3 separate regions of the Mus musculus genome follow, and all the other regions are linked to region 2. Evidence: chromatin loops called from intact Hi-C (ENCODE). Cell type or tissue: left cerebral cortex. All regions are shown on one strand. Links, peaks and the distances in the headings refer to the core of each region. The heading gives the core; the rest is flanking DNA.

Region 1 (6,794 bases), core at 1,050-6,049, 240 kb after region 2:
GCTGGAGCTGGTGAAAATGCGGGCCTTACAGATTGTGGAATAACCTTCGCAGCATTTGGGTTGCGCCTGGTACTTAGCGACTGACCATTGGTTTGCTGCTTTTACCGATAGCCCCATGCTATAAGCAAAGAGGTACACACACACAAGTAAGTAAATGTAATTTTTAAATTTAAAACAAAATGAATAACTCTTGGGAGGCTCCAGACCAGAGAACTGAGCCCTATGCAGGTGACCAAAGAGCTACTGGATGAAGTCCCCATCCTCTGAATGGAGTCCAAACTCCGTGTAAGAATGAACTGTCCATCCTTCTGCCTTCATCCCTGGGGACCCCACATTCCCCAATACATGTGCACCTGCTCCTAAGGCACTCGCACCAGAGCCCAGCCTGGAGAACTTCCTGTTGCTTCTCGTGTGCACTTCCTACTCCCTCTCCTCTGTAACCCAGCTCATGTGTCACTTCCTGCCAGAAGACTTTCACTGCTGTCCCATCTCCAGTGGGAATAGATGGCTCCCATGGTGTCCCCCTTATCTTTCCAGATTATGTCTGCCCCACACTTGAAACTTGTCCACGGTCCAGCCTGGAGCCCCACACATAGATTTGAGGGCATCTGGGAGTTTGTTTCTGAGCAACGCACGCTGACCAGCGTAAGGGGGATTTCACAGATACTGTGGATTCTAGTATAACATAAACACCACAGGGAGCTGGGAATGGCCTGTGGAAAGAGCACAATAGTAGCCAACTTTAACTACACTTTAAAAAGAGACTGAGCTCCCTCAGCAAGTGTCCAGGTCCCAACCCTGAGGGTATCCAGGCAGAAGCAGGAGGGGACACTCAGGAAAGTCAGTCCTTTCTGAAATGTGCAGGTGATGTTCTGATGTCCTCATCTACACTCTCGACCTTGCCCATGGGTCCAGGTTAATGACTGTGGCACTGAACAGGTACCTTTGTGTGCCATGCACACACATACAGAGCAACCCCCTCTTTTATATCAAGCACAGAAGAAAATGGGTACTGAGTTGGAATAATTGATCCCTAGCCTGAGATAGAGGAACGGGGTATTTGTAGACACTCTGTAATTAAATCCCATTTTCCTGATGCGAATGTCAACCACATATGTCCATTTTCAAAAGTACATTTTCTCTTGTGATCTTTGCTTTTTCAGTCATGAGGTAAGCAGTGAACTGAGCCAATGGTCCTCAGCTCGAGTTAAAAATCTGCTGGGCTTGATGTCTCTGAGGATTTTATCTTCATCTTCCTTCCTCCCTTTGGCTCGGCTCTGTGGAGTTTATGAGACTCGTGCTCCATTATCCATGGGATCAGCACTTCTTGTTTCAGCTTGGTTTTAGACAGAAATCACAAAGATACAATAAAATATTAAAGTCCTTGGCACCAACACTGAGCACAGAGAGGCAAACCCCTTCCAGAGAGCCACCCTTGCCAGCAGCACCATCACATGAGCCCTTAACTGGGCTCTACACAGTAGAAGCACAAAGTCTCAAGTTCACAGATGAGAAACGGGGCATTGGCACACTTGGAAATGCCTCCATGGCTGTCTGTTCAAAGATGATGCTCAATTTCATTTCTGTTGGAGTTATAGGATATCCTGGCCAAACACAGCCCTGTGTAGGAAGGGGTTTATTCATCTTAGAATTCCAGACTTCAGTCCATCATTGAGGAGAAGTCGAGGCAGGAACTCAAGCAGCACACCCACGGGGAAATGCAGAGAGAGGAGCTGGAAAGATGGCTCACAGGTTGAGTGCATACAGCTCTTGCAAAAGACCTGAGTTTGAGTCTCAGCACCCACATCACATGACTCTAACCTCCTCGGGCACAAGCCCATACACAGACTTACATAATTTAAAAGGAAATAACTTTTTTAAGAGCAGAAAGAAACAACTGCACCTGTGCTTAACTGCTATTGCTTCATTCAACCTTCTCCTGTTCTATACTGACCAAGACCTCCTGTCTAGGGAATGGTGCCACCCATGGTGGGCTGGGTCTTTCTACATCAATAAAGAATCAAGACAATCCTCCATAGACATGTCCACAGGCCAACCTGATCTAAAGAATTCATCAGTTAAGGCTCTCCTCTCAAGTGACCCTAGATTGTGGAATGTTGACAGTTACAACTAGTCAGTACAGACAGTATGTAAAGACTATAATCTACCAACACAATGATGATTATTATCCTAGGACAGAATAGTGTGGCTCAAAGATGTCAAGTAACTCATCAAAAGCCATACAACTGACGCAAAGTAGAGCAGAAGGACGGGGGAGAAACTGGTGAAGAAAGTGCTTGCCTTGCTAGCGTGAGGACCTGAGGTCAATGTCCAGAACTTGCACAGAAAAGCTGGGCATGATTGGCAAACACTTATAATCACAGTGCTGGTGAGATGAGGACAGGCAGATCCCTAAGTCTGGCTGGACAGACAGCCTGTATGGTGAGTTCCAGGCCAGTAACGGGTCCTACAATAACAAAAATAACAAGGTAGACAGTGCTGGAGAGCAACAACATGTTGATCTCTACCTTCTACATGTACATGAGTTAACACAAATATACACATATGTGAACATTCATACACAAAATAAAGAAAAGCAAGCAGGGCCTTGAACCAAGGTAGAATCCAGCATCTATGGTGAAAACATCAGGTAGGGTTTACTGAGAACCCACTGTGTGCTATTTATCCTTGATTAGTTATTCCTCCTAACAGTCCAATGAAGAGATTGCCCACTTCAGAGATGAGGGAACTGGGATGTAGAAGTTTGGTGTATTACTGGTCGCTGCTCAGTTCGACTAAAGGGACCAGACTGAATCCCAGAGCATCTGGCTTCTAATCCTTGCTTTTTGTGTCTGGCCTCCCTAGATACAGCAACAAACCAAAATCTAAGAACAGACTCTGGGTTTAAGGAGAGTGTCCTCTCAGGTGCCAAGGATGGGTGGATGCAGGAGCCAGGATTTGCCTGCACTGGTTTTTACAGCTTTACCATTATAGCCTTGTGTTTCGGATACCGACCTTGAAGCCCAAGGACATCTTAGCTGGAACCAGAGCTGTTTTGCTAAGAAGCACCACACTGAGAAATGCTTCTCATGCATGCCCCATCCTCATGAGGGGCTGTCTGCCTCAAAGAGCTGAATCAGGAGCTTAATTTAATGCTGCAGAGAGCTGTGTGGGCTGAGCCTCTGTAGGCTCAACCTGAAGAGAGTGTGCTTCAGCCACAGAATGCAAGCTACTGGTGCAGGCAGGCAAAGGAACCCAGGCTCCGAGTCAGAGATCTCAGGTCAGGCTGCTGCTTTGCTGCCGACTCACTGAATGACACAGGACAAGGCACTCTACATTTCTGAGCCTTGAGTGTGGTGATCCAACTCCTTGCCTCAGCACCCCAAGGATACTGCACCACAGAATAGAGAGCTACACCCTGTGACCTGGCGTGCACTCCCTCTGCACATAAGAGCTCCTATCTATGTGACTAGCTTGCAGGTGACTACGCTTTTTTAGGTTTTCAGCAGAGTGCTCTAACACTGAGCTACCTCCCAGCCCTGGATGGGAACCGTATCCATTACTCTTCTCACTGCTTCAGCAGAATGCCTGGCAAACGCTGCTCTACAGAACCGGGGTCTATTTTGGCTCATGGTGGGAGCGTGGTGAGTCCATCACATCTGGGAAGCAGGGGCAGCAGAGATGTGAGGTCACTGCTCAGTCACATTGCATCTGTAGTCAGGAAGCAGAGAGGTGAGTGCCAATTCCAGGCTTGCTTTCTACTTCTCATGCATCTCAGGACCCCAGTGAATGCAATAGTACCTGTTGGCTCACAGACAATTCCACTAGGCTCCTCCTAGGGACCTAGCAACAGGGACCAAGGAATAATTTGTATCACCACCTGCCACCACTGCCTGCCAGGTGCGAGCCAGGTGCGAGCCAGGTGCTGCAGCAGCCACAGCAGCAGCAGCATATAAAGAGGACTGCTCCCTACCCTAGCCCCACTTCTCTCTCCCTCTCTCCACCCGCTTCTCACTCTCTCTCACTCTGTGTTCTCATGTGTTCCCGGCCAGCTTCTCTTTCTCTCTTTCTGTCCCACTCTGTCCCCTCTTTCTCTGCCCTTGTGGCTCTATCTGCCTCTACTCCTCCTCCAGGTCCTCACTTCACTCCCTTCCCAACTAATCTCTTATACCAGGTGTGTCACATGACTCGATTTCTCAGGGAGACACCTTGGCATGGGCCTGCCTGGTATTCCCTTACCCCCACTGATGCATTATATTTTATAACAGTGCCACCATATTTAGGATGGATCATCCAACCTCAGTTAGCCAACCTAGATAATCTCTTACAGGCTTGCCCAGGAACTTGTTTCCAAGGTGATTCTAGATCATGACAAGGCTACAATCACTATTAACCATCACAAGAACCATTTTATTTATCACAACAGCCCTACAGATTGCTGTAAGCGAAGTCTATAGAACTGGGGTGGCAATAGACACTTTCAGTTTAACACTTGGGAGACTGAGGCAGGAAAATTATGAGTTCTGGGTCAACCTGGGCTATATTGTGAAATCCTGTCTCCAAATGCTTAAAAATAAAAAGTAAAAGAAAAATAATAATAAGTTAAGTTTGTCAGGAAAATAAAGGCACAAAGGCTCATGCATATAACAGCATAGTTACACACCATGAAAGCTAGACCTCAAGGTTGCAAAAAATCAGCCTTCTTCTCAGGTCTCATTCATTTCTCAAGGGGCTTGGCAACTGACACTTTAGTCCAGTTCACATGTTTACCCAACACGTAGCTACTGAGTACTTATTTCAGGCCAGGTACTACGTGAGCAGTCAGATCAGGAGCAATGGAGACTGCTGGTCTTTGGTCTCCGTGGACTTGAAATACCACATCAGGGAATTCAGTTGTGGTAAAATGTCATCATGCTGAGAATGTGGACAAGGTGTTGGCAGATATGGATGGGACACACTCAATTCCCACAACAGAGAGTCCAGGGTTGGCGACACAAGGAGAAGCAAGAGAAGCAATGTCAAGTCTGTGGACTGACTGGGAAGTGGAAGCTGTTGTTGAAGTAGAAATGCCAGAGGGGAGATGAAGTCATGGCCGAAGTCATCTGAGTTTTGGGAAAGTATGAAGGCTGCCTGCATATGCTTTCCCGAGGTGAGGAAGGTAGGTAAGTGAAAGCCAGGGGTTCCACATGTCCTACAGTACAGAGCTCTGAGAACACAGAGACAGGGAACAGGATGTTTGGAACATTGAGCTGGACTCAATCTTGATACTAAAGTTCAAAAATAAGGGGCTCAGGTGGAAGAGTGCTTGCTTAACATCCATGAAGCAAGCCCTGGGTTCCATGCCTAACCCGCATAAGCCAGGTATAGTGGTGCACACTTACTGTTCCAGCACTTGGGAGGTAGGGGCAGGAGGATCAGACGTTCAATATCGTCCTTGGCTACATAGGGAGTTGGAGGACAGCCTGGGCTAAATGAGACTCTGCCTCAAAACAATCAAACAGAAAGGAACGGGGAAGAGCACTCTACTATATAACAATAATACTGACAACACCATAGTGTGGTGTAAGGTCCGTGGTGCTGTGAAAGGAATCCCAGAGGCCATAGAAAAAAAAGAAAGTAACAAACTCAGAAGAACTATGACCTTTCCCGAAGGCACAAGGACAGACGCAAGGGTGTTGAGCCAGAGACCAACACAAGGAATCCTCTAAGGCAGATGTAGTGGCACAGACCTGACATCCTAGCTATTTGAGAGGCTATGCAGGAGGATGTGAAATTCAAACAAGTTTATGGTCGGGCTGTGCAACGCAATGAGACTCTGTTTCTAAAGAAAGAAATACAAAGGGTGTTTGGAACACAGCTCAATGGTGGAGCACTTGCCTAGCATGTCTTGCTAGGCCCTAGGCCAACCAAACACCACTACAAAGCAAGAAAAACAACCCAAAGGAGACAGAAGGAAGCCAAGATGAGAAGATGCCCTGACAAGTTCAGAAGCTAATGAGAGACTCCAGAGAGGATGGAGTGTGAGGGGCTGGTTCCCCAATCCCAGCTCTACTGGCATCTGAGGCTGTGTCCTGTGGTGGGATGGGCACCGGGTGCTTACCAGCATCCCTGGACTCTGCTCAGTGAATGCCAGAGGACAGCATAACTCAGTAAGCTTGCTTTACAAGACCACTGTAAAGAGAGGAGAAAGGAGAAGGGAGAGGGAGGTGGGCATGAAGAAGCAAGGTGCATCCACACATCTCAGTTGACTGCCTGTAATCGCAACACTCAGAGGGAAATAAAAGGATTGTGAGTTGGAGACCAAACATTACAAGACAGAAGCGCAAGAGCTGAGGGCTAGGGGGTGTAGCATAGTGACAAAATACTTGGTTACCTCGTCTAAGACTGGGCTTCCATCCCCAGCCCTGTAAAAGAATTTTTAAAAGCTGAACTTCTATTACACTTAAGCCTTTATAAGGCTGAAACTCACACCTGTGGCAGCACTTGATCCTTTTCAAGAGGTGTGGCAAGGTGGCCTCAGGATTGTAATTAATTGTCCTGCTTGAGGACTGGAGTTCAATACACAGCGCCTCACCAGGAGACTCACAACAACCTGTAACTCCAGACTCAGTGGATCCGATGCCTTCTTCTGGACTCCATAAGGACCTGCCTATACCTGCACATGCATATATAGATACACACATACATATAAATATCAATATATCTAAAAACCAAATCATGGCTTCCATTCTACATTCTCTTCCCAAGTGACTGCAGGGGTATGGTCTTTACAGGTCACAGTCAAGAAGGAACCC
Region 2 (6,794 bases), core at 787-5,786:
TAGCTTCTGGACCCAAAGAGTCAATGATGTTCAGATATTGCCATGGGAAGTAACTTAAGGCAATCATGGTCTGATCTCCCAATGTCCCTCCATAGTAAGTCCCCACTCTCATTGCCAATATGCATAATGAAACAGCCTCCACTTTCTCCACCTAAGTTTGTACCAAAGCCATCTTCTTCCCACCTCTTCTGTGCCGGCCCTTTTTATATACACTACCTAGGACAAACTGAAAACAGATTGTCTGTGGTGCTATATTGAGGCACATGATGAGTTCTCCATCTCTAAACTTTGGCATTATCAAAACTCAGGGCTGGATGAGTCTTTGCTATGCAGGACCACCCACACATACTTCCTCATGATTCTGGTAACAATCCTCCTTGAGTCATGACAACATAAAATGTCCCCAGATATCTGCACATGTCCCCCAAGTTTGGGAACCTCAATCAATTCTGGTTAAGGATTCCTGTCTTAAAAGTAATCAAGAATAATTAGAACATCTACCTCAATTGGAACCCTAAAAAGATCCCTGTCTGGAAAAAAATAATAAATACTGATATGGACTCAGGGAGAAAGGGGCACATACACCCATCAATGGGATATAAACTAGTACAGCCACTATGGAAACCAGTATGACGGGTCCTCAGAAGGTGAAATAGATCTGCCATTCAACTCTATAACTCCTCACCCATATGCAAAGGAATAAAAGCCAGCATACATACGTGCATACATACTTATTGCTGCACTGTGATAGCCCAATGGCCCAGAAATGGGATTGCACTAGATGTTCATCTACAGAATGGATAAAGAACACATCATACATGCATACACACACATGTGTGCACATACACATGCATGCATGCATATTCACACACCCACAATTGGATTATTTATTCTTCAATGACAAAGAACTAATTATGCCAGTTGCAGGATAAAAGTGAAGATCATTACACAATCATCTGGAATTAGAAAGACTGCATATTTCCTCTCATAAGCAAAATCTAAAAAGGAAAAAAGCAAGGAGAGCTGATCATAACCAATGCATGTAGGTTGGAAAATGTCACAACGAAATTTCTGATCTCACACAAGGAATGTGTGCTAACAAGAAAGGAGTGACACCCAATTTTTTAATATTTTTTTTTAAAAAACTGAAAAGTATCATTAAAAGTTTTTGTACTGAATGAAATTTGAGCCAAGTTGTAATAATATCCTGGGATACACTCCTGTTCTAGAGTATCAAGGGATGGGGCAAGGGAGACAACTTGGTTGGTAGAATGTTTGTCTGAGTTTGATCCCTAACACCACAAAAAACAGATGTGATGGCGCATGCCCACAATTCCAATTACCTGGAACATGGAAGCAGGAAGACCAGAAGTCCTAGGCTATCCTATGCTACATAGCGAACTGAAGGCCACCCTGGACTACCTGAAAACAAGTCTCAAAAATGGAGCAAAGGGAATATGGGAATAAAGCCAAACAGAGACATTTACAGTTCACCTTTGTGATGGTGAATCGATTGTCAACTTGACTCTAGAATCACCTAAAGGCAAGCCTCTGTCATGGCTATGGGGATTATCTAGATTAAGTTGAAGGAGATACAAAGATTCACCTTAACCGTGGGTGGCACCATGACATGGGCGGGGTCCTGGGCTGAGTATAAAGGGGAAATCCAGATGAAGACCACCAGCACTTGCCTCCTTCTGTTTCCTGGCTGTGGATGCAAAGTCACAAACTCCAGCTGCCTTGACTTCTTGCCCCAGTGGACTACAATCACAAACTATGAGTCAGAATAAGCCCTTTCTCCCTTAAATTGCTTTTGCCGTGGTATTTTATCACAGCAACAGGAAACAATAACTAATACCCAAATGACTCAGGGCCACCAAGGCGTTACGTAAGATCATCCCTATTCCCCCCTGCCCTCCCGCAGCCAACTCCTGCTGGAGCTTAGAGAGGTGGGGAAAAGGGTGATGCTGCTTTGGGAGTGTAGAGTTTGTAGCAATGGAATACAATTTCAAAACATGGAGAGTGAACAGTGGCTGAGCTTCCTCAAACAGCCCTCAGGATGGCTAGTCTTTTCATTGTAAGAAGTGGCTGTAGCTCCTAAACTTCATGTCACCTCACCACTGGCTCTACAGTCACTCATCTCCAAAACCAAAAGTTATTCACCACTCAGACTGGTCCTTTCTGCCTAAGATCATCTCCCTTATTGAAGTAGTGGAAAGCTCTCAGGCGGTGTGGGGAAAGGGGACAGCCACAGTGTCACCATCCACCTGCCCTGAGACCTCCTTCCATGAGCTCAGTCCTCATGGGCATTTTCTTTCCACAATTAGAGGTACAGTCAGACACATCCCTTCATTTGTGAAATGATGCTTGGTCTCAGGGCACACATGGATTACTCCTGTCTGTTCCTCTCGTTATTAAATACTCATCTTGCAAGAGCCTGGAGACCTGGTACTTATTTTTTAGGCTAGTTCTCGGCTCTGAAATGGACACTGCTAAGATAATTAGACCTTGCCTTGAGGACCCTGTTCCACAACCTCCCTCAAAGGGTTGTCATTGTTTTCTCTGGCCTTCGTGCTGGAACAGCTCTTCTGCTTAGCTGGGCCATATTTCAATTTAATTGTCCTGCCCATGGCATGCTCGCTGTCTCGCATGCTGGCAAGAGAATGAATTAGGGAAAGTTTCCTGTTCTGTCTCGTGGTCTTCTCCTCCCTTTTTCTATGTTTAGCTCCTGTGTGGGCACTTGGCTGGTGCCAAATACAACTTATTGCTTTAATTCCCATTTTCATGAGACATTTTCTTTGCTGAGAGGGAAGCGCAGAGCTAGAAGATGCTGAAATGTGAGCTCCCATGTCTGTCTCCCCTCTGTGCACTCATAGGGCTTGTCAAATTTGGGGAAAGATGTCTTCTACCAAGAGAAGAGCAAGTGCTCCTCAGGAAGACTGCAGACAGACAAAGGAATCCCATCCTTGCTATTGTTCTCCCTTGGGCAACATCCCCTGCACATCTGCTGGGGGGCATGCGCAGCGCAGCACAGCTCAGGCTAAACCACTGTTCTTGCCTTGAGAAAGTAGAGTTGACATGGAAGTGACATCATAATCTGGTATTGTACATGGGTCTTGAGAACAGGAAAAGACCTGTGGTGAGAAGCAGCCAGGTTTCCATTTCTGGAGTCTAAGTGTGACCTGTGTGGCTCACAAGGAAAGTGAATCTGGACAAGTTATTTCTTCTTGCCTGGCCCCTAGAGTTGGAGCTTTGGATGTATCACATAACTTTTGTGCACTATTTCTGGGAACACATTAAACAAATGTCTCCTCGAGGCTGATAGGAAATGATGACAGAACAAAGCAACAGTGACAGGGAAGTTTGACCTGGTGACCCAACTAGGCCTACTGTGGCTCCCAACACTGACAGGGACTCGGTGACCAGATTAGGCCTATTGTGGCTCATTACGGGAGTGCAAATGACACAAAGGCAGCCATAGCAACAAAAGCTCACCCCACCAAGGGCAACAGTTCTCAAAAGCTGACACCCTGCAACTCTCTGAACAACTTGCAGACTGCTCAGCAAATCAGTCTCCTCCCTTAGAAGCTATTCCTGTGTCCCTAACCATGGGGCCAGACCTTGTGAATCATAGAAGTTTCAACTTTCTGGGCGTGTCAAGTTTGTTTACTTCCGGAGTTTCTCAGGCTTCTTCCAGGATGGAATATTTCAGCTCAGAGTAAACTGCAATACAACGGTTCTCTACTCCTCTATTTGTTTGTCCATAGAATGGAGCCATAATAGTCATTCCTCTATGGAGCTACACTAGAGATGTAATCACATACATAGTGGGTGGGTACTCCATAAGGCTAGCTGTTATCTCAATGGCACCACATGGCAAGACTTCGTCTAATATCCTTTTCAATATGGGAAAAACTAAAGCTGGGGTGGATTCTGTTGCCTAAGATTCTGCACCAAGTAAGTAGCAAGCCTAAGATAACGAAGGCAGCTCTGTAGGATGAAGCAGCCAGCCAGGCTTTGGACTAGAGTTCAGTAGCTTTTAAGGACACCACTTGAGTGTCTGTCCTGTGTCCTACTGTGTGAAGACAAGCAGAGGTCCAATTTCCTCCCAGCACCTTTCAATCTCTTCTTCATCCACACAGGGATGTGTCTTCTCTTTATCACCTTTCCCTCCTCACATCAGCAACTCAAGCAAAGACAGCCTCAGCCATCACAGGAATCCTAACCACACCCAGTCTTTCCTCTCACACTGGCTCTCAAACCCATTGCTTAGCATAGCCACCACTTGGCCACTCAAGTCCAAAGCTTTATCCTCTGACTCCTTTTGGTTTTCAGATATCTGCCTTTGCGATGGTTTGAATAAAAATGGCCCCCATTTGCCCATAGTGAGTGTCAGAATTAGGAGGAGTGATCTTATTGGAGGAAGTGTTTCACTAGGGGTAGGCTTTGAAGTGTTAGAAGCTCAAGCCAGGCCCAGTGTTACTCTATCTTCCTGCTGCCTGTAGATCTACATGTAGGACTTCTGGCTACTTCTCCAGTATGATGTCTGCTTGCATGCTGCCATGCTCCCCACCATGACGATAATGGACTGACCCTCTGAACTGTAAGTCAGCCCCAATTAAATGTTTCTCTTTATAGGAGTTGCTATGGTCACGATGTCTCTTCACAGCACTAGAAACCCTGATGTCTCCTTCTTGTCATTTAAAGCATTTAAGCTTTGAGAGGATTTAGCAACAAGTTCCCTCTGACCCGTCTCCTATTTTTATACTTGCACTGTTTATATAACTACCAAGTTATATTTTTTCATGTTTGAATTTCTCTCAGCTAGGCTAGAGAGCCCTAAGAAGAGAGACCTAGCCTGTTTTGTTTATCTATCTTCCAAACCTTGAATGAAGCCTGGTGTCTAGTATACAAGTGCTCAGTAAATATTTATATCTTAACAACATACAAATGAGGAGTTTCTCTGACTTTCACCCTTCCTCTCTCTGCATTCTAATCTTTTTAACTCATTATTCACATAATATGAATGTTAGTTATTTGTAACCAGTAGGCAGAGCCCTAGTACTCTTAAAGTGTAATGTAGAATTCTCAGTTCTGCAATGTGCCATGTGATGGTACCTCTGAAATGTTTACCCTGAAAACGGCCCCCTGTCTCCATGAATACAAATGAAGATGGGTCGCTTGACAATTACCTTCAAAGAATCTGCAGCATGTCTGTAATCACCGGCAGATTCTCCAGGCTCAGTCTCTGATGTGCGCCCCTAAATTCACTTCATTAGTTTTAATTATCCCTGCCATGAGCAAGTGAAGACTTTAGAGCTATTTTAGAAATGGAATTAGCAAACTTGGAGACTGGATAACTTCCTCCAAGGTGTTTAGCTCTAATTGTCCTCAAGTTGAGAAGAAACAGGGAGCAGCCACTTCTCTAGGGCTGGGTTCACATTGCCTATTGGAGAGGATGACAAGTCTCCCCATTTGTCTGGGCTCACGAGTACAAAATGACCCCAGCCCACACTGACCCTAGCCCTGGCTGTGCCTTTTCTACCTTCACCTGTGACATGAATCTGAGTCTAGAAACATTTCTGTGGCTATATCATGAGCACACGTGTACACACACACACCTGCAAATGCTATCACTAGTAGCAGCAGCAGCCCTCCATCCCTCCAATCTCTGCCTCTCTCTGTGTCTCTCCCTGTCTCTCTCTCTCTGTCTCCAATAAACACATGTACTTAATCACATTTTACCACCAGCAGCACTACCACACTGTAGTATACACCACTTATCAACTTTGATTTTATCTGTAAGAGGCCTTTGGAAGGGTCTCATCATTCTCAAGACAACTCTCTACCTTCCATTCAGCAGCTAACATGCTCTTAAAAAGAAAAAAGAAGAGTCCCTTTATACCCTGCCCTTCCCAGGGCCCTGCACAAGTTCCTTCTCCTCACTGTGGCTCAAGTCTTTACCTTATGCCCTAAATGCCCTCTGATATCATCATGCATTGCTAACCTACCCCAACGTTCTGGCCTGAGTACTTCTGGAACCCAGCACCCCTACCAAACTTACCTATGTGCTTGTCTTCCCTCAACCCAGAACACACTTGCAGCAAATGTTTCTATGTGGCAATTTCTTCAGTTCCCTTATGTCAGTACTTGCCCACCTGCTCTGAGCAGTATGCCCACATCGCCCTATTGAAATCGTAACCTCCGTTGTTTTCATTCTATCTTGATTTTTCTTCTATGATATAGCATCATCATCTCACAACACTATGTTAATCTAAATGTTTTAAATCATCTTATGTTGCCTAAGAATGTGCTAACCAGAAACTTGGAGAAAAGAAAGGGAAATTCAGTTTTAGCACCTCTAGAAAGACAGAGGCTATCTCTCCAAGGAATGTCTATCATCCAGTGAGAAAACACTGGGCTTCATGGATGCTCAGTTAAAAGAATCTTAAAGAAACAAAGAGCCACATCTCATGAAGAAATGACAAGGATGGCAATAATTAGTGTTATGTAAGTTGAATGCATTGTGTCAAAGTCTGTCTGTAGGCAATCATTTAAGATATACATTCTTGTTTTATGATTGAGGCAGTCTCCTGTACCGCAGGGTGACCTTGAACTTCTGACCCTCCTGTTTCCATTTCCCAGGTGTTAGGATTGCAGGCAGCATACAGGCTTTTGCAGTGCTGGGGGTTAAACAGAGGGCTTCATGTGGGTTAGTCAGGCACTCTACCAATGAAGCTATGTCCCAAGGGTACCACTGTCCTATTTTAGATGTAGAGAAACTGAGTCTTTTC
Region 3 (6,699 bases), core at 1,700-6,699, 720 kb before region 2:
TAGCCCTGGCTGTCCTGGAACTCACTCTGTAGACCAGGTTGGCCTCAAACCCAGAAATTCGTCTGCCTCTGCCTCCCAAGTGCTGGGATTAAAGGCGTGCGCCACCAACGCCCAGAGAGACTTCATCTCAAAAACCAAACTCAAACCCAAAAAACCTAAATAAAATAAAACAAAAACAAAAATATGTGTTTGTGGCCCCACATCTGGTGTTCTGATAGAATAAGGTAAGCATGAATATTTTTTAAAGTTTTTTTTATTTTAAATTTTTACTTTAAATTTTGTGTATATTGGTTGTGGGTTTGTGTTCCTGAGTGCAATGCCCATGAAGGCCAGAAGAGGGCATTAGACCCTCTGGAGTTGTCATTAAATGTGATTGAGAGCTGCCTTCCATGGGTGCCAGGAACTGAACCCCTGTCTTCTAGAAGAGGCTGAGCCATCTCTCTAGCCCAGCATGCTAAATTTAAAAGCCCCACAGTCTACAGCTCACATCTGTTTATTAGAGAAGACTGGGCACCAATGTGTTTATTTGTACAGAAAGCTAGCAATCCAGTAATTGCAAATAAACAGGGACCAAAGACATGGTCCCATGGGAAAAATTACTAACCACACAACCGCACAAGCCTAACAACTCAAGTTCTGTCCTTGGAACCAATGTAAAAAGGCAGATATGGTGGTATGAACCTGGAATATTAACACTTTTCCTGTGAGATGGGAGGCAGACACAAAAGTAGCCCCTGGAAGCTTAGCTGACAGCCAGACTAAGATACACAGCAGCACAGTACAAGACAGACCCCGCCTCGGCAAGGTGCAAGGAGCAAATGATTTCTGAAAATTGCCCTGTGACCTCCACATGGCATGGCATGTGACACTCTCTTCCCATAAATAAATCTTTTTAAAAGTACAAAAAGAAAGAAAGAAAGAAAGAAGGAAAGAAAAAGAAAGAAAAAAAAGAAAAGAAAGAAAGAAAAGAAAAGAAGAGAAGAGAATAAAAAAGGCTTTTGTTTTTTCTCCAGGCACTTGAAGAGAGAAGGGTGAGACTCTGAGCCATCCATTGTCATTAGAGAACAAGCCAGTGAACAATGCAGTGACCACTGAGTTGCATTTGTGTGCAGCCAACAGAAGGAACACAGCTACTATGTGGCATTTGAAGTCAAGATTACAGTTTCTGCCACTGGAGCCCCCTCTTTAGCCTTGGTTTCACTTTTCACTCTGAGGCAAGGTCTCAATAAATTGCCCATGCTGGCCTTGAACTCACTCTGCTGCCCGTGGGTACCCTGCACTTGATTTCCCCACCCCGGTCGCCACATTGGCCACACCACTAGGCCTGGTTTTCCCACTGTGTTCATTCTTTATGATTTATGTTTCAGGCCTTTGCTTGTTCTCTAGATAGCTTTTAAAGATGGGGCTTGCTCTGCCTAGGCTGCACAGCCTCCTTAGTAGCTGGGGCTGCAGGTGTGCATTTATCTGAGCTAAGGCAGTGTAACATTCTCAAGTTCTCAGGTCAGAGTCTTGCATGATATCCATGCAAGAGAGAGGCCCAGCTTAGCCCGGCTCAGTCCAGCCCATTCACAGCCCCAGTAAATGGACCATTGCTCCAGTTTCTGCCTCTGTTGTATCACATTGCCCACCCCCATCCCCTTTTCCTTTACCGTCCAGATTCTGTCTGCTTCCTTGTTTTCTTTTGTGTAAAACCCCAGGGTATTCCACACACAACATCAGCTCCACAATAAACCCACGGGTCTCCAGGACCAGGGGCTCCTTTCTGTAGCCATATCGATCCCCCCTGGATGAGTTACTTTAGAGGGCTCTCATTTTTTCTTGGGTACCTACTACGTGTCAGGTTTTGTTAAATCTTTGACCATTGTCTTTTTATTGCAAAATAACCCTGAGAAATGGCATTTATTTATTTATTTATTTATTTATTTATTTATTTATTTTTACTGCTGTTGCTCGCCTGCTTTTTCAGATTATCAGTCATTAAAGGAGGAGGGTGACTCCTGAGTTTGGCAGACCTGCAATAACAAAAGCTACTACTCAGTATAGGAGTCCAAGAAGTTTCTTACAGTTGGTTCTCTGAACAAGGTGAAGTAGGCTCTGTGTTTGTTAGGGGCAGCTTCTGGCTGGGCTAGGAGCTGGCTAGCCGGCTAGCTGGCTAGCTCTCTGAGATTTTTTTTTTTTTTTTTAAATAAAGATCCGGATGCAATTCTATTCTTATGACTTAATCACTGTGGAGGCCAGTACTCTTAATACTTAGGATTTTAACATATGCATTTGGAGCATAAACATCCAGGTGACATGAGGCATCAAGGGAAGGGAAGAAAGGCAGAGACAGGTGTTGGGATTCAAGTGACTGACCGTACAAAGGTCAAATGTAGACATCTAACAAGGAGCCTCATGCCCAGCTGCTAGAATTGGAGCCAGTCAGTTTTCACAGCCAGTTAGCCCCAGGCTCTTGGCTTATCCGTTCTGGTGACTTAGAAGAGGCAACCACAGGGTTACGTTTTGTCTCGAACAACTTAGAGAAGGAAGCAGCAAGTGTGTATGTGTGTCTGTGGGTGCGCGTCTGTGTGTGTATGTGTGTGTATGCGCGCGCGCACGCGTGTCTGTGCTTGGAGAGAGTATATATGTTTCTGATTTTAAGCTCCCGGCTCTCTGACATCAGAGTGGGTTCCCATATCAGGGTGGTGAGGCATTGAGAGAAGCATCCTGGGCGGGTGTGTGCGTGTCGGCGTGCCTTGCGTGGAACAGAGATTGCTGCACCCAGCGCCAGGCACTGGAGGAGGAGGAATCCGTAGCAGAGATCTGAATAATTGATTCTTCAGCAGCACCAGACGCCCGGGAGCGGGCGGAGAGCGTGGTTTCAGCACCAAGGTTGCGCGCCACCGCAAGCTCCCCCCGTCACCAGCCAGACACCTAGGTCGGCCTTGTTCCGCTGCCGCCGTGCGCTCCAGAAGAGGGTGGCCGCGCTCCGCGTCGCCGCCTAGGGACTGCGGGGTCTGCCTTGGCCCGCCTCCGGGGTGGGCGGCTGCAGGCGGACCAGAGCTCCAAACAACGTCGGATTGCGCGGGGGTTGCTGCGTTGCGTCTCGCTGGCTGAGAACAAGTCCTAAGTTGCTGTGGTGGGCGCCTCTGCTTTCCTCTATCCTCCTAGGCGACCGCAGCAGAAGCGTGCCCTAGGATCCTGGCTTCTCCAGTGTTGTGAACCGCGGTGGCCAGGCTCTTTCCTGGGCTCCCGCTGACCAAGTGAGGAACCGAACGCCCAGCTCGGAGCTGGCCCTTCAGCGAAAGGGCCAGGAGGGAGCTGCGGTCCTCTGCCTGCGCCCTTCTCCGCCAGGGACCGCGGGGATCCCCGGCCACACGCGCGCGCGCGCTCCCACACTCACTCACACACACACACTCACACACTCACGCACGCCAAGCAGGAGCAGGACTGCGGAGAGGGTGTCCAGGCGCGCTCAGAGGACCTGGCAGCCGCTGTCCGGAGTGGAGCATAAAGCTGAGCCAGGGCTCTAGGAGAGAGGCTCCTGGGGTGCTGTGCCTGAGCATGGGGCCGGATGAGCTCTGAGAGTCGCGGCGGCAGCAATCAGCCCTGGAGATGACCAGGGGTGGCCACTGCTGAGAACTATGTGGAGAGAGGCTGCGGTGAGTGCTGGCGCGGGACGCCGAGCCTGGGAGGGCCCTGTGAGAAGCTGGTGGGGGGAAGGTATGGATAGGAGGGGGCGGCAGGACGCACAAGAGGGTCGCTACGTGGGAGTGATCACACCTCCCTCGGGGATCCGGGACCGCGGGAGCCCGCGTCCTTCCCTCCCCCTCTTCTCCTCCCGGCTCATAGCAAACTCAGCCAGCGCCCCCTCCTTTCCTGCCCCCCACCCCCCACCCCAGGCTCAGCAGCTCCTGGTCGCACAACTCCCAGTAGCCGGGCGCCGAGGTGGTGGTAGGGGGTGAGGGTGGAGGTTCCCACTAAGCTTCTCGTGGGTGGCCAACCTGGGGCTTCCACTCTCCGGTGCGTCCCTGAAAGGAGCTCTGGTTATCAGCCACAGGAAGTGAAGACCCGCACCGAGGGTGTCATAGGCACCAAGCTCCAGCTCCCTCTCTGGTCGAGCCCCCAGGGTGCATAAGGGGGCTGTGAGCACTGCAGACTGCATCCCTCCCCCCACCTTCCCTTAGCACTGGTGGGCTGACCCTGCCTCTCCATCTCTCCTCCGCCCCGGTTAGAGCCCTGCTGCAGAGCCTCCGGCTGGGATAGCCGCCCCCCGTGGGGGTGATGCGGACAGCGCGGGACAGCCAGGGGAGCACGCAGGGGCCGCAGCATGCGGGAACCCGCTAAACCTGGTGGCTGCTGAGGCGGCCGAGATGCTCGTGCGCGCAGCACGCCCCATTGCATCCTCCACCTTCTCCGGCTACAGGTACGTCCTAGTTGGTGATACGGACTTCCCGGGCCTGGGAGGATATAGGCTCAACCGGTGAAGAGAGAGGAGAGGGTTCAGTAGGGAGATGGGGGGAAAAGAGCGAGGGAGAGAAAACTGGAGAGGGAGAGCCCAATGGCGAGGCGTTGGAGGAGCACCAGGTGGCGCTGCGGCCCTGCACTCCACCTTGCTCACCCTAAAAAGCCAAGGCTGGAGTTTGCCCCAACTTCCCCCGGGGTGCAACAACACCCGAGCCGAAGGGCGCGCGCTTGTACACGCGTGCACGACCGTACAGGCATTTTCAGGCAAGCACTGTTGTGCACCTGGCACAGTGCTTGTGTGCACACCGTCTGAGGACGTTTGAAGGCTCCAGCTGGCCGTGGGCATCTCTAAGGCGGCCTGGGGATATGCGCAGAAAAGCGCGCGTGTCTGTTAGCGTGTGCAGCCCACTGCCCACGTGCATCTAAGATTTGGCTCCAGGGTCTGCAGTGGAAAGACTGAGGAGGGGATGCACACTCCTCATCTATCTGAGAGCTTTTTGGGAGCCTACCCCCACCCCCGCACGTTCTTTGCCAGCTCCCACGCGCTGGCCCACTTGCGGGGTGTTAGGGTGGGGGTGGAAGGCAGAGCTCCTACTCTCCAGAATTCAGCATTTCACACGGCATGAGATTGTATGTTGCTTGTGCGTACCCGTGTGTAGGGGGCGGGTCCAGGGAGGCTTGACATAGAGCTTCTCCCAGCAAGGTAGTGGTGGGGAGTCCGGCCTCAAGTTCCCCTGTGCACCTGAGAGCCCGGGGTCACAAAGAGCACCTACACTTTCAAGCGCTTGTTGTAACCCTCGCATGGGGGGGGGGTGCGGGATCTGCAGCTGGTGGGTGCCACTAAAGGAGCAAGGTCTGTGGCGCACTGGGCGAGCTCCGTGGCGCACTGGGCGAGCTCCCAGGGGGTGGGGTCAGTTAACCCTGTAGGCTCGCCACAGACTCAGGCTGCAGTATGCAGGCACCGCCTCTCACGCTAGGGCTAGTCCGGAGTTCGCTGCTCCTGAGCAGGGGGCGGGGTCGATAACTTGGTCCACGCACTTGCGGAGAGAGAGGGTTGCAAAGAGGGCTTGGCCTGGGCTTCTGATTGTGGGTGGTAGTGGGGTTCATGGCTCTCTGGGAGCCTAGGAGCTGTTGTCTGCGTCAAATTTGGGGAATCTTGTGTGGAATTTGGACCCAGATGGGATTGAGGGAGTCAGCTGGAGACAAGAGAGAAGGAAGGAGGATGCCAGGATGGGCTTGGGGACAGGGATGGCAAAATAGCTCGGCTTGGACTGATACGTGGAGATGGACATGGGTCGAAGAATGTGGATGGCATCAAGGATGAGTATTCTAAAGAGTGACAAAAACAGTCAGAGCTGGTGTCGGGTTTCACATTCGACTCTCAGAGCGGGTGCAGGGGCAGTCTATCCTGTTTCCTGGGCCCCTCACTGACCACCACCTGCCTCTCGCTCTCCTCCACCTTACAGGGACCCTAAGTGGCGACCATGGGCAGACTGGGCTACTGGACCTTGCTGGTATTGCCGGCCCTTCTGGTCTGGCACGGTCCGGCGCAGAACGCGGCGGCGGAGAAGGGTACTCCAGCGCTGAACATTGCGGTGCTGCTGGGTCACAGCCACGACGTGACAGAACGCGAACTTCGAAATCTGTGGGGCCCGGAGCAGGCAACCGGCTTGCCCCTGGATGTGAACGTGGTGGCGTTATTGATGAACCGCACTGACCCTAAGAGCCTCATCACGCATGTGTGCGACCTCATGTCCGGGGCGCGCATCCATGGCTTGGTGTTTGGAGATGATACGGACCAAGAGGCTGTGGCTCAGATGCTGGATTTTATCTCCTCACAGACTTTCATCCCCATCTTGGGCATTCATGGGGGTGCATCTATGATCATGGCTGACAAGGTAAGGCCAGGAGGAGATGGACTGCCAGGGTCCTGGAGGGGTTGTTCTACAAATGGCAGCCACCTCGCGGGGGTGGGGTGGGGTACATCTCCTATTCAGTTGTACACATATACTCAATTCGAAAGCAGGTTAAGTGGCCTCTGACCTTTGTGAGAATTGCTCGGTGTCTGTCTGACCCAGACATGATGGAAACCCTTTGCTTTTGGTTTTGAAGATGGGGTACTCAGATGCTCCTTGGTGTTCCAGGATGAGGACAGAAAACACAACAGTAGGCCAGTGGGTGGTGATGGAATGTTTGGATGTTTTCAAGGAGCTCAAAGACAAGTGTGGGAACACTCGGGTCAATATGGCCCCA

What was found. Peaks named below come from ENCODE experiments on the same cell type or tissue, not always from the same donor. Only the 100,000 strongest peaks of a DNase experiment are listed, where the experiment ranks them.
Region 1: it touches region 2 in a loop (2.5-fold over the local background); 3 of 42 quality-filtered maps call a loop at or near these places.
Region 3: a loop joins it to region 2, with 2.3 times the contacts of the local background. A loop is called at or near these places in 2 of 42 quality-filtered maps.

The regions. Positions count from the first base shown.
Region 1 is chr16:9,027,307-9,034,100 of GRCm38, reverse strand. No RefSeq gene overlaps it. Among named protein-coding and RNA genes, the nearest start is that of Gm30567, 24 kb to the left of the region's middle. In left cerebral cortex, for the core only: no CTCF peak of the experiment used is centred there; a DNase peak (open chromatin) is centred at 3,156; H3K27ac peaks cover 1,473 bases.
Region 2 is chr16:9,270,715-9,277,508 of GRCm38, reverse strand. No RefSeq gene overlaps it. Among named protein-coding and RNA genes, the nearest start is that of Gm41418, 5.9 kb to the left of the region's middle. In left cerebral cortex, for the core only: no CTCF peak of the experiment used is centred there; a DNase peak (open chromatin) is centred at 2,735; H3K27ac peaks cover 1,364 bases.
Region 3 is chr16:9,991,765-9,998,463 of GRCm38, reverse strand. Grin2a (glutamate receptor, ionotropic, NMDA2A (epsilon 1)) reads left to right here and starts at 2,651. Exons shown (of 14, transcript NM_008170.4): 1 at 2,651-3,641; 2 at 4,215-4,405; 3 at 5,913-6,344. The coding sequence starts at 5,931. Gm30668 (a long non-coding RNA gene) reads left to right here. Exons shown (of 3, transcript XR_384651.2): 3 at 1,014-1,255. In left cerebral cortex, for the core only: CTCF peaks have their summits at 4,564 (motif pointing right) and 6,036; DNase peaks (open chromatin) are centred at 5,677, 6,066, 6,309, 6,543 and 6 more places; H3K4me3 peaks cover 4,501 bases; H3K27ac peaks cover 4,518 bases.